2 separate regions of the Homo sapiens genome follow, and region 1 is linked to region 2. The links are chromatin loops, found by intact Hi-C in ENCODE. Cell type or tissue: heart left ventricle. All regions are shown on one strand. Each heading gives the region's core, and the rest is flanking DNA. Links, peaks and the distances in the headings are about the cores only. Region 1 holds the start of LOC124903174 (a long non-coding RNA gene). Region 2 overlaps RB1 (RB transcriptional corepressor 1).

Region 1 (5,397 bases), core at 118-5,117, 130 kb before region 2:
GGTTTACTTGGATTTAAATTACTACAAATCAGGCCGGGCGCGGTGGCTCACCTGTAATCCCAGCGCTTTGGGGGAGACCAAGGCAGTCAAATGTTCTTGAGCCCAGGAGTTAGAGACCAGCCGGGACAACATGGCAAAACTCTGTCTCTACAGAAAAACGAACAAAAAAAAAATGAGCCAGGCATGGTGGCACACACCTGTAGTTTCAGATACTTGGGAGGCTGTAGTGTGAGGATCACTGGAGCCGGGAAGGTTGAGGCTGCAGTGAGTCATGATCACACCATTGCACTCCAGTCTGGGCAATAGTGTAAGACCCCATCTCATAAATAAATAAATAAATATTGCTACAGATTAAAATTGTCCAGGAAAAGGTAGATTGGAGACCAGGAATTATTGGGGTTACAGAGTGACATTAAGGACTCTTGTTAAAGACTAAAAGAGAGTTCTACTTGGAGATTTTACTTCAAAGGAGTGGATGGCTTGCCTCCTGGTAAGGGATATTGATAATGTCCATCAATGGAAGGCTGAGATGATACTTCCAGCTTTCATTGTCTGGAAGGAACATGTATCTAGTTCACATGGTGATCACATTCTAACAACGTGAAAGTTTCCAGGAAACTTAAACCATAATAATTTTTCAGCATTAATTTGACATTAGAGTGGGTTTCTTTTACGTCTTCAGCCTTGCTAATTGGCCTGAGCTAATATCTCTTATGTATATCTCCCTATGGAAGATGTTTTGAGCTAACAAGTACCAGTAGGAGATAGTATGTGAATAAAACATAAATTTTGACTGCATTATAATATGTCCTGTATTATGCTGCGTGTATGTATGTATATAATACTGAACAAAACCAATCTCAAGTGGAAATGAGCCAAGGCCAAGAGGGCCTGCCATGTTGAAGGAATATATATGCTGTGGGTCAAAGATCTTTAACAATTAGGATCTCTGTAGCAGGCGTGTTAAGATTTTTTTTTGAAAAATTGGATTAAATCTATAAGGACCGAGATTTAAAATGGATTTACAAATGAGATCTCAAATCTCAACTCACATTAGTGCATATAACAACTTAAAAATATTTTTATCATTTATGTTGGTTATTTTTCATATTTGAAAATGACACTTTTGCCGTGTGTGGCTGAAAAGACTGAAGTTGTCAAGCTCAGTAATCTTTTCAATTAAATACCGCTTTGCTTTGTACTGAAGATCTGACTCATCACTCTTGTTGAAATTTGGAAAACTTTTTAAAAAAACAAATAATTAAAATAGCAACAGGGTTTCTGTATTCTACACAACAGTTTTCTGTTTTTCATGAACATATGACAATACCATTTCCTTTGAGGTTGTGTGCTAGTTTTAGTTATGCTTTTAGTGTTTTAGTTTTGTCCGTCCTGTTTATAATTGTTCCATTTTAATTAGCCATGTAGGTATTTTACTGTTACTTGTCATTGATTTTAGACATCTCATTTAAGTGGAGCTAATATTACAGCTAACACTATCCCTTTTTGCAAGTGAAAACTGGGATCATGTTTTATTGTATACGTATTTATATTATTTATAACTTGAAGATGACCCTTAAAAAGCTATTAAAGATACTATCTAATGACTCACCTAAGGATATATTTGGGAACCATCATTATCCTATTGAAATTTATGTGGTCTGCAGCTCATTAACACACCGATGCTGTAAACTGCATGCTGGTACCCTAAAAGATATCGATATTATTTAATTTCCTGTTTCTTTTGATTATAAAAGCATCATCAAATGTGTTACCCACCCAGATGGGATAATTTTAAGCATAGAGTTCTATATTGAGAGAATTCTAAAAATATCAGTGTGTTTCTCAAGCATAGCTTTAGAGTTGATCTCATTAAGTTGAATTTTAAAATATGTAATACTGGGACTTCTCTGCAGGAATTGCTATTTTTTTTCACCCCTTCTTCTGTAATCACTTCTAAAGAAGAATTATTAGCATTTAGAAGCCCCTGATTAACTGCAAAATGTCAGCATTTAAAACCTACCATTGGGTTGGGGTAATGTGGACAGAAGTCCCTAAGAGAGCTGGATATTGTTTTGCTCTACGTTATTCTGTTTGCTCTCATGTATTTGCTTTCAATTCAGTGCCTACTGCAGGCACTGAATTAATATTTGTTGAATGAATTAGGCAAATGAACCTATGTCCCATAATCAGCTTAACTCATTTTTTAGGTCAGAGGTATTACCGAGTAATATAACACATTGTGTAGCAGATACACTGATTAATACTGATTACTTTGCCACAAATAATATGTACAGACTGCCTGTTATATCTTTTGTACAGGCAAATGAATTATTTGACTTTATGTGAGGATTAAGAATGAATGTGTTTATCACATTATCAAAAGAGTGTCCCCTTGTTCAGTAGTCTTCAACTGTGTAGTTTTTAAAAGTGTAGAGAAAACTCTCAACATAGAATATATAGAAATAAGGAGTTATCTGCCCCAAACAGGGATACTTTAAAAATAAATTAGTGAACCGTACAATTAGGAAAACAGCTGAAATAGGAAATGTCATGTGACAGATTACCTTACTTGATATATATTTGGCTTTGAAACATTACTTTTGTACAGACTTGAACTACTGGCCACCGAGTGTCCCATTTGGAACCTTTAAAGACAGAGATCAGTGGCAGGAACTTCTGCGTGGAGAGGTTACTTATCATTCCATTTTCTATTTATATTGCAAGGCAAACATTAGTATAATAAGATTCTGTAAAAACAGTTTTAGGTTACATTTTAATAAAATGAGGAAATAACATAGGAGACTGTTTTGCAAAGAACAAAGCACCTTTTAATATAAATATATATCATATATATATATCATATATAAATATATATCATATATATATATATCATATATATATATATATGAGCCAAGTCATATATCCCAAAACAAACATATAAGGGAAAAACTAATAAAGTAACACATAGTAAGATAGTAAGATAATATTACTGTCATCCTATAGTAAGATGATATGAGATGATCTTATGCTGTAACACTGTCACTATGAAGAAAATCTTCCCAATACTGTTGCCAGCTTCTGCCTTGGCTCTACAAGAAACATTGCCCTCCTATGCAGAAAAGGGGGGACATTTGTAAGCAGATTTAGACCATAAGTAGAAAGCACATTTTTGCCATTTTAATACACTGATATTAAACATTTTTTTAACTATTTTGGATTTTTCTTACAGGTACAATAGTATAAATGCTACTCATTGGATATGTTATTTAATCCTCCTATTTAAAAAAAATCTATTTATTATTATTATTTTTTGAGATGGAGTCTCACTCTGTCACCCAGGCTGGAGTGCAGTGGTGTGATCTTGGATCACTGTAACCTCTGCCTCCCAAGTTCAAGTGATTCTCTTGCCTCAGCCTCCCAAGTAGCTGGGACTACAGGTACACACTCTTACGCCTGGCTAATTTTTGTATTTTTAGTAGGGATGGGGTTTCACCATGTTGGCCAGGCTGGTCTCCAAACTTCTGACCTCAATTAATCCTCCCATCTCTGCCTCCCAAAATGTTGAGATTACAGGCATGAGCCACCGCGCCCAGGCTATTTTTATTTTCTTAGAGACAGAGTCTTGCTCTGTTGCTTAGGCTAATGTGCAGTGGTGCGATCATAGCTCATTAAAAAAATTATTTATTTTTTATTTTTTGAGATAAGATCTTTGTCACCCGGGCTGAGTGCAGTGGTGTGATCATGGTTCACCGCAGCCTCCACATCCTGGGTTCAAGCGATCCACCTATCTTAGCCTCCCAAGTAGCTGGGACTACAGGCGTGTACTACCACGTGTAGCTAATTTTTAAGTTTTCTGTAGAGACGGTGTCTTCCTATGTTGCCCAGGCTAGTCTCAAACTTTTGGGGGCCTCAAGCGATCCTCAAAGTGCTGGGATTACAGGTGTGAGCCACCATGCCTGGCCTTCCTAGGGTATTGATTCAATTTTATTTTACAGATGGCTAAAGAAATTATAGTTTATGAGTTTTCATTACCAAACGTTTATTGAATTTCCATGTCCTTGGTAAAGGCAAAATTAGAATGATAGCATTCTCATTTTAAGAGTTTATTTTCTTTAACATTGGGTAACCTTAATCTCTCCATCCTGAGATGATTAATTTAAGCTTAAAATCTTGAAAACCATCTTGTCAGATGGAAAAGCTGTAGCATACCAATTCATTGACAGAGTTACATGGGACCTTTTATCTTTGGTATTCCCTCCACCAAAACTTCCCCACGAAAAAATTCCCATCAAAGTCTAGCCATGCATATGTTGGTATCCATAACACATTAAAATAGTACTGTCTTCTGCATGTTTTAAAATGTTATCAAATATCAAATGTTATCAAATGATACCATATGTATCATTTTGTGACTTAGTGATTTTGGTGAACATTGTTTTGTAGATATACCTGTTTTGATTCTAGATAATTTATTTTAATAGCTATATAGTATGCATATGCCACAGTTTATTGGTTTTGTTGATCAATTTGTTCTTTCTTGCTTTTTGCTATTGGGAATATTTGTGTGTATGCTCTAGAGTTTATCTAGGGCAGTGTTGCTAAAATTGCAGGACTTGTTAGTGATCTGGAAATTAGTGGGCTGAGATCAGCATTTTCTTTTAAAATGAAATTGAACAAGATAAAATAGGATAGAGTAGGGTAGAATAAAATAGCATAAAGTAGAAAAATGGAAAAGATATCAAGCATCTCATGTAGGAGGAGTAAGAATTATTTTGTGAAATTTCAGTTATATATACATATATAACTGAATATATATATATATATATATATATATATATATATATATATATATATCATGAATCCTTTGCTCACTTTTGAATTGTGTCGTTTGTTTTATTCTTACTGATTTGCAGGCATTCTTTATATATTTTGTGTATGGATCCTTTCCAAGCTGTCCATTATGCATGTTACAAATATCTTCCCCCATTCTGTGGCATATTTTTCCTTTTGTTCAAGTTTACTGCTCTTTTCTTTGTGTTTTATGCTTTCCTGTCTTATGTATGAAATCTTTAACTGCTCTGAGGTCATAAATATATTTCTATACTTCTAAAAGTTTGAAAGTTTTGCTTTTTTTTACATTTCCACATGGATTCTCTTTTATTTTCCATATGGAAATACTATAGATTAAATTCTCCTTAGTGTGCATTTTTTCATGTGTTTCAGTGTCCAAATTGTTGAAACCCTCTCCTGAAGCTTATAAAGTATGATATTCTAAAGTTACATTTTATAACTTTAGTATTTTTATAATAGAGCATCTCTGCTGCTGACTTTTTAATAGTAGATAGCACAGATACAATTTTTAAGCTGTATTTTTCTCAGATAAAGAATGGATTG
Region 2 (5,397 bases), core at 202-5,201:
TTTGGCACCATCAGGAAACCCTAGCCCCGTGTCTGTAAGTGTACACAAAATTTGAAGGTGGGCGCGGGCTTGTATCTGTACAGTTTATGCACTGCACAACAGCATGGGGCTTCAGCCTAAACTCTGCATACCAAGCTTAGGGTTGCTGTGTCCGGACGGCATCTTTTTATAATCCATTAGTAAAGAGGAAGGTGCTTTTTTTTCGTTTTTCTTTGAGACAGTGTCTCATTCTGTCACCCAGACTGGAATGCAGTAGTGCAGTCACGGCTCCCTGCAGCCTCAACTTCCCAGGCTCAAGCAATCCTCCCTCCTCAGCCTCCCAAGTAGCTGGGACTACAGAGGTGCATTTTTTTTATTCTCATAGGCTGGCATGGCCTTAGATGGGGGACTGGTCCAGGTGTTTCATGTTCTTAAAATGTTGCTCACAAAGTGTAGTACCCAGACCAGCAGCATCAGTATCACCTGGAAACATATCAGAAATACAAATTCTTGGACCCTACACTGGAAACTTTGTGACTGGGCCCAGCAATCTGTAATATGTGTTTTAACAAGCCCTCCTGGTAATTTTGATGCATGCTCAAGTTTGAGGACCATTGCCAAACAGCACTTTAGAAAACCTTCCTGATTATTGCCCCACTCTCTGTATCTGCTACTTTGAGCTTGGGGGCTCTCTAAGACTCCCACTTCCACCAGTCCCCTTTCCTGGGGGTGTTGTGTGCTGTGGTTTTCTCTACTTTATTGTATCCACAATACACTCATCATTTATTTTTTATACTAAAAAAATGAATCAACTCCTCCACTTCCCTCCACAGTTTTTCTGCTTCACAGTCTGAGTACTGCTGGGTTTCACTCCCCTGTGATATGTGTCTTTTTTGTCACTTCTGTAGGGTTTGCGGGGAGAAAGGAGGTAGAAGTGTGTGTTCAGTCTGCTCTTCCGATACACTGAGTTCCATTATCTCATTATAAATGAGAAATAGTTTCATTTTTAAAAGCAATTGCACAATCCAAGTTACACAAAAAGTCATACTACTTAAGCCCTTTGACTGCTGCTAAAAAATAGTGTTTTTACATCAAAACACAGGAGATCTTTAAATTACTAACAACATAACCTTCAATTTAATTTTCTTTTAAAACTGATAATTTTCCAACTAATTTTACCAATTATTGTTAGCTCATATTTTAATAGGACATAAAACCTATGAATCATAGGTTTTATATATAAAAAAGGTAAAAAGGTTTTATATATAGTACTTTACGAACAGAAGCAATTTATTTAAATAAAAATGAATACTACTTAAGACTTAGCACTAAAAAATTATACCATTTGATTTATATGTCATATAGGTAATTTTTGCTAATGGCCAAAATTATTGGACAAAAATTACTATACTTTATGTTGTGGTCTCATAAGACTTCCTGAGATGACAAAGACTGAAACACACATGATTCAATATAATCTTAGCTACCTAAAACGAGGGGAAAAAATGGACCTGCATTTAAAGAAAAATAAAGCAAAGGACACATATAAATAGTTTCTGTAGGCCAAGAGTGGCAGCTCATGACTAATCCCAGCACTTTGGGAAGCCAAAGCAATAGGATCACTTGAGTCTAGGAGTTTGAGACCAGCCTGGGCAACAGCAAGACCCCGTCTCTACAAAGAATAAAAAAAATTAGCTGGGTGTGTTGGCTCACACCTGTAGTCACATCTACTAAGGAGGCTGAGGTGGGAGGATCACTTGAGCCCAAGAGTTCAAGGCTTCAGTGAGCTATGATTGTGTCATTGCACTCCAGCCTGGGAAAACAGAGTGAGACTCATCTGTTTAAAAAAAAAAAAAGGTTTTCTACAAGGGATTTCTTTACCACTCTCCATCCCTTCCCCAGGCCATTTGTTCTTCATTGGAACTGAAATGTGCAAACGTTTATTTTCAGAAGACCCCGTTAAAATATGTGGGTTCAACTAAATCAGATGCCAATCTAAAAGTGTACACTATTAAAGGTGTCTGATATTCCTATGAAAAAGATAATGCAAAAAAATTATATTTTCAAGAACAGATAGTAAGTTCAGTATTGGATTAGTGTATCCTATGTTCATTTTTGTTTATGACTCATGTAAAAGACAAGTAATTTCACTTCTCCACCTTTTTCATCTTAATGTTTAAAAGAAAAAAACTAAATGATAAAACCTAATATAAAAACTATCATTACTTAATATGTAAATTTAAAAACTTTTAGACAATTAAATTATCTTAAAATAAGAAAAGGGCATAATGATAAAATGACCAGACTTAAAAGATAGCAAGACAGATTTATGTTAGTCTTTGAAGAATTCTTAAGGAATATAATCAAAATCTTAAAGATAAATTTGTTGTTATATTTAGTGGAGATAAGAACCACTGAAACTTAGCAAAGTAAGAAAAGGCTTTTTTGAAAAGGCTAAGAAACAAATCCAGCTGTTTCCTATTCTACGTTTCCTTATCATGTTCTAAATCTAGCACTTACAGGAAGACACCAAAAATACCTTTGATATTTGGCCATTTCTGAGAAAAGCTGAAAATATGAAGACCCAATTAAGTAAATTAGTAACAACACCAAGGACCACAAATGTGTATGTTGAAACAGACTGGGTCGTGACAGTTCAGAGTTTTTAAAACATGCTATAAATAGTTGGAAAAATGAAATGCCAAAAAGTTGTTCTATTTTATAATTAAAGGTAAGTAAGCTTAGATGATTGAAGCATAATTGCCTTAGAGTAGTTCTAAAATTTTAGTAAACTCAATAATTAATAACAGCCTTTTATTTTGCTGCAGAAATTCAGAAGCCACACTAATTAGGATCGATTTCTCCTATTTCTCTTCTTTGTTTCTTGCATATCCAGAATTCTAGAGCCCTTCCTCACAATTCCAGTTAAGATTTGACTGTAAGTTTACAAACTGAAAATTCTAAAACTAAATTCAAGTAATTATCTAACATCATGACTCTTTATAAAATTCTCTGAATAAGAGTATATGTGCTTCCATCCCACAGGTTAGGTACAGAGAGTATGTCCTAGCTATTCTTCTACCATTGCTACTTCCCTTCTTGTTTGTACTTGAATAGTGAACTAACACCACCCTCAGGGTAATTACTGACATGATTCATAACTAAAGCAACATAACAAATTCCAACTGTAATATAACAGTGAACACTGCCCATACTTAACAATGCTGGAGTCCCATGATGCCTTTTCCCCCTGAACTTTTTCCATTTTGAGAAGGTGATGGGGGAGGAGGGGTGCCTCAAGAGAAGAGAAAAATTCTCTGTACTTATAGTAAGCCAAGATAAACAGGTTAATACTGTGTAACTGAATCCTCGGTTCTCTGTTCTTATGAAATCACTGTATAGCAGAGGAAAAGGAATGAAGGGTACTAACAATTAATTGTTATGTTTCTAATTACTATTCTCATAAATGCTCATTTATTCCTCACAACAACTGAAAGTTATCCCTATTTTACATACAAGGAAACCTGAGATACAGAGACATAATTTGTTCAGAACCACACCAAAGCAAGTTACATGACATCTCTGGACCTCAGGTCTCTTTATCTATAAAATAGGGATAGCAGTGTTTACACTTCCAGGCTTCTGTGAATATTAAGTAAGATCCGCTAATTCAAAGTCTAGGCCCTTTTTGCCATAGCATAGTAACACTCACAAACACAAAAATACAAACACAGATAAAACATGAGCAAATAAACGAATCATGACAATGCACATACCAAACAGTAAACTAATATACACTAAAAGGCAACATAGAGGCTAAAAGTATAGTCTCTGGAACCAGATAGCCTGAGTTAAAATTCTGGCTCTGTCACCAACCAGTTTTGTGGACACAGGAAAGTTTCTCCATCTGTGAAACAGTGATGACAGAATCTATTTCATAGAGTTGTGAGAAGTTATGAGTTAATACACTGAAGCACTTTTAACAGTACCTATAATAGGACATATGCAAAAACATTACCTATTATTACTTCTACACTGAAATGTCACACACATAAATGAGAGTTATTTTGATGCTGGTCTGTATAATTATCAGACAAACTTCCAAAGAAGTAAGCAAGTGATGAGCACTACTTCCTAAACTAAGTTTCTATGAGCTACCTACAGGACATTCCTGAGTTGTTAGATTTTTGTTTGTTTTTTATTTTTGGACATCCTTGAATTTCTTAGTCCCTTTTGCCAATTAATGAACAAAGAGAATGGGTAATGTGTATAATATGGATGGTGTGGTGGGGAGGAGTGACATGAATAGACAAGTTATGAATATTTCTCTACAGTAAACTCTGGCATTTTTTCATATGTCAGAGTGTTTTAAAATTAAAGAAGGGTATAGATACATAGAGAAAAGAATAGACTTAGGGATCAGACATAGGACTCAGGTACTACAAGTTACTTGAGCAAAGGTTTAGAAATGAAAATGATTTTATGTTTAAAATCATAAACAGATCTGGATGAAGAACTCAGGCTTACATAAGCATTTAACACAGAATACCTGCATTGATTTATAAGTTATCTCAGTTTCTTTAGATTTTCTTATTGTTGTCCTTTTTAACATATGAGGACCCACATGAAAACCCATTTAATGCCTTATTAATCCTTAACAATGATGAAGAAAGTTATTTTATTACATTGAGCTTATATTCCTAGATCTTTAAGCAATCATCTAATTACATTTCATATGTAGCATATCCTTGCTACATTTCAGTGGATGATTATTCATATGAGTTAAATTACTATCTTTTTTTGTTTGTATTCTTTCTGCTTATCTATCTTAAAATTTTTGTAGATTATTAGTTCACTAGCAGAAAAATAATGTCACTATAAAATATTTATTCCTAAGATATTGCCTTCTTTTATTTTCCCTTCTTTGTCGTTACATTTTTGCATTCGTATAGAAGATGACTTTAGGCATACCTGGAATCTTTTACTAAAAACAGAGAAAGAGTAAAACAACAACAAAAACCTCAGGTCCAATGTTTCAGTCTACGAAAACAATCTAGATGTCTATTTCACCTCATTGTCACCCCTTCCCTTGAAAGTTGATCCAAATACCTAATTTCAACCTAAATTATTGTGGATTCTGAAAACACTTATAGTAAATTCTCATTTCTAGGAGTTGCATGAATGAAACATATATGCATACTAGCATTTACTTTTATAATATAGTTTGCTCATTTTTGTAAAGTCTTCTTTTAATCCTTCTTCCTGAGGAATAAGCCAGACCAATAGTCACAGTGCACTGCACAAAGGAGCTAGTCAACAAATGTTACTTTTCCCTTTCTTGTTACTTATTAGCTCCTAGGCAAAACACTTCCCTTGTTACTCAGGATAAAAAATACACATACATATTATGCTTTCACT

The links. Peaks named below come from ENCODE experiments on the same cell type or tissue, not always from the same donor. Only the 100,000 strongest peaks of a DNase experiment are listed, where the experiment ranks them.
Region 1: a loop joins it to region 2, with 3 times the contacts of the local background. A loop is called at or near these places in 24 of 110 quality-filtered maps.

What each region holds. Positions count from the first base shown.
Region 1 is chr13:48,524,834-48,530,230 of GRCh38, reverse strand. All of the region lies in intron 1 of RCBTB2 (RCC1 and BTB domain containing protein 2), which reads left to right. LOC124903174 (a long non-coding RNA gene) reads right to left here and starts at 2,527. Exons shown (of 2, transcript XR_007063795.1): 1 at 1-2,527. In heart left ventricle, for the core only: no CTCF peak of the experiment used is centred there; no DNase peak of the experiment used is centred there; H3K4me3 peaks cover 1,489 bases; H3K27ac peaks cover 2,009 bases.
Region 2 is chr13:48,398,818-48,404,214 of GRCh38, reverse strand. The region is part of intron 17 of RB1 (RB transcriptional corepressor 1); the gene reads right to left. It also overlaps a transcript of LPAR6 not described here. Among named protein-coding and RNA genes, the nearest start is that of LPAR6, 12 kb to the left of the region's middle. In heart left ventricle, for the core only: a CTCF peak has its summit at 3,106; no DNase peak of the experiment used is centred there; H3K4me3 peaks cover 1,942 bases; H3K27ac peaks cover 4,509 bases.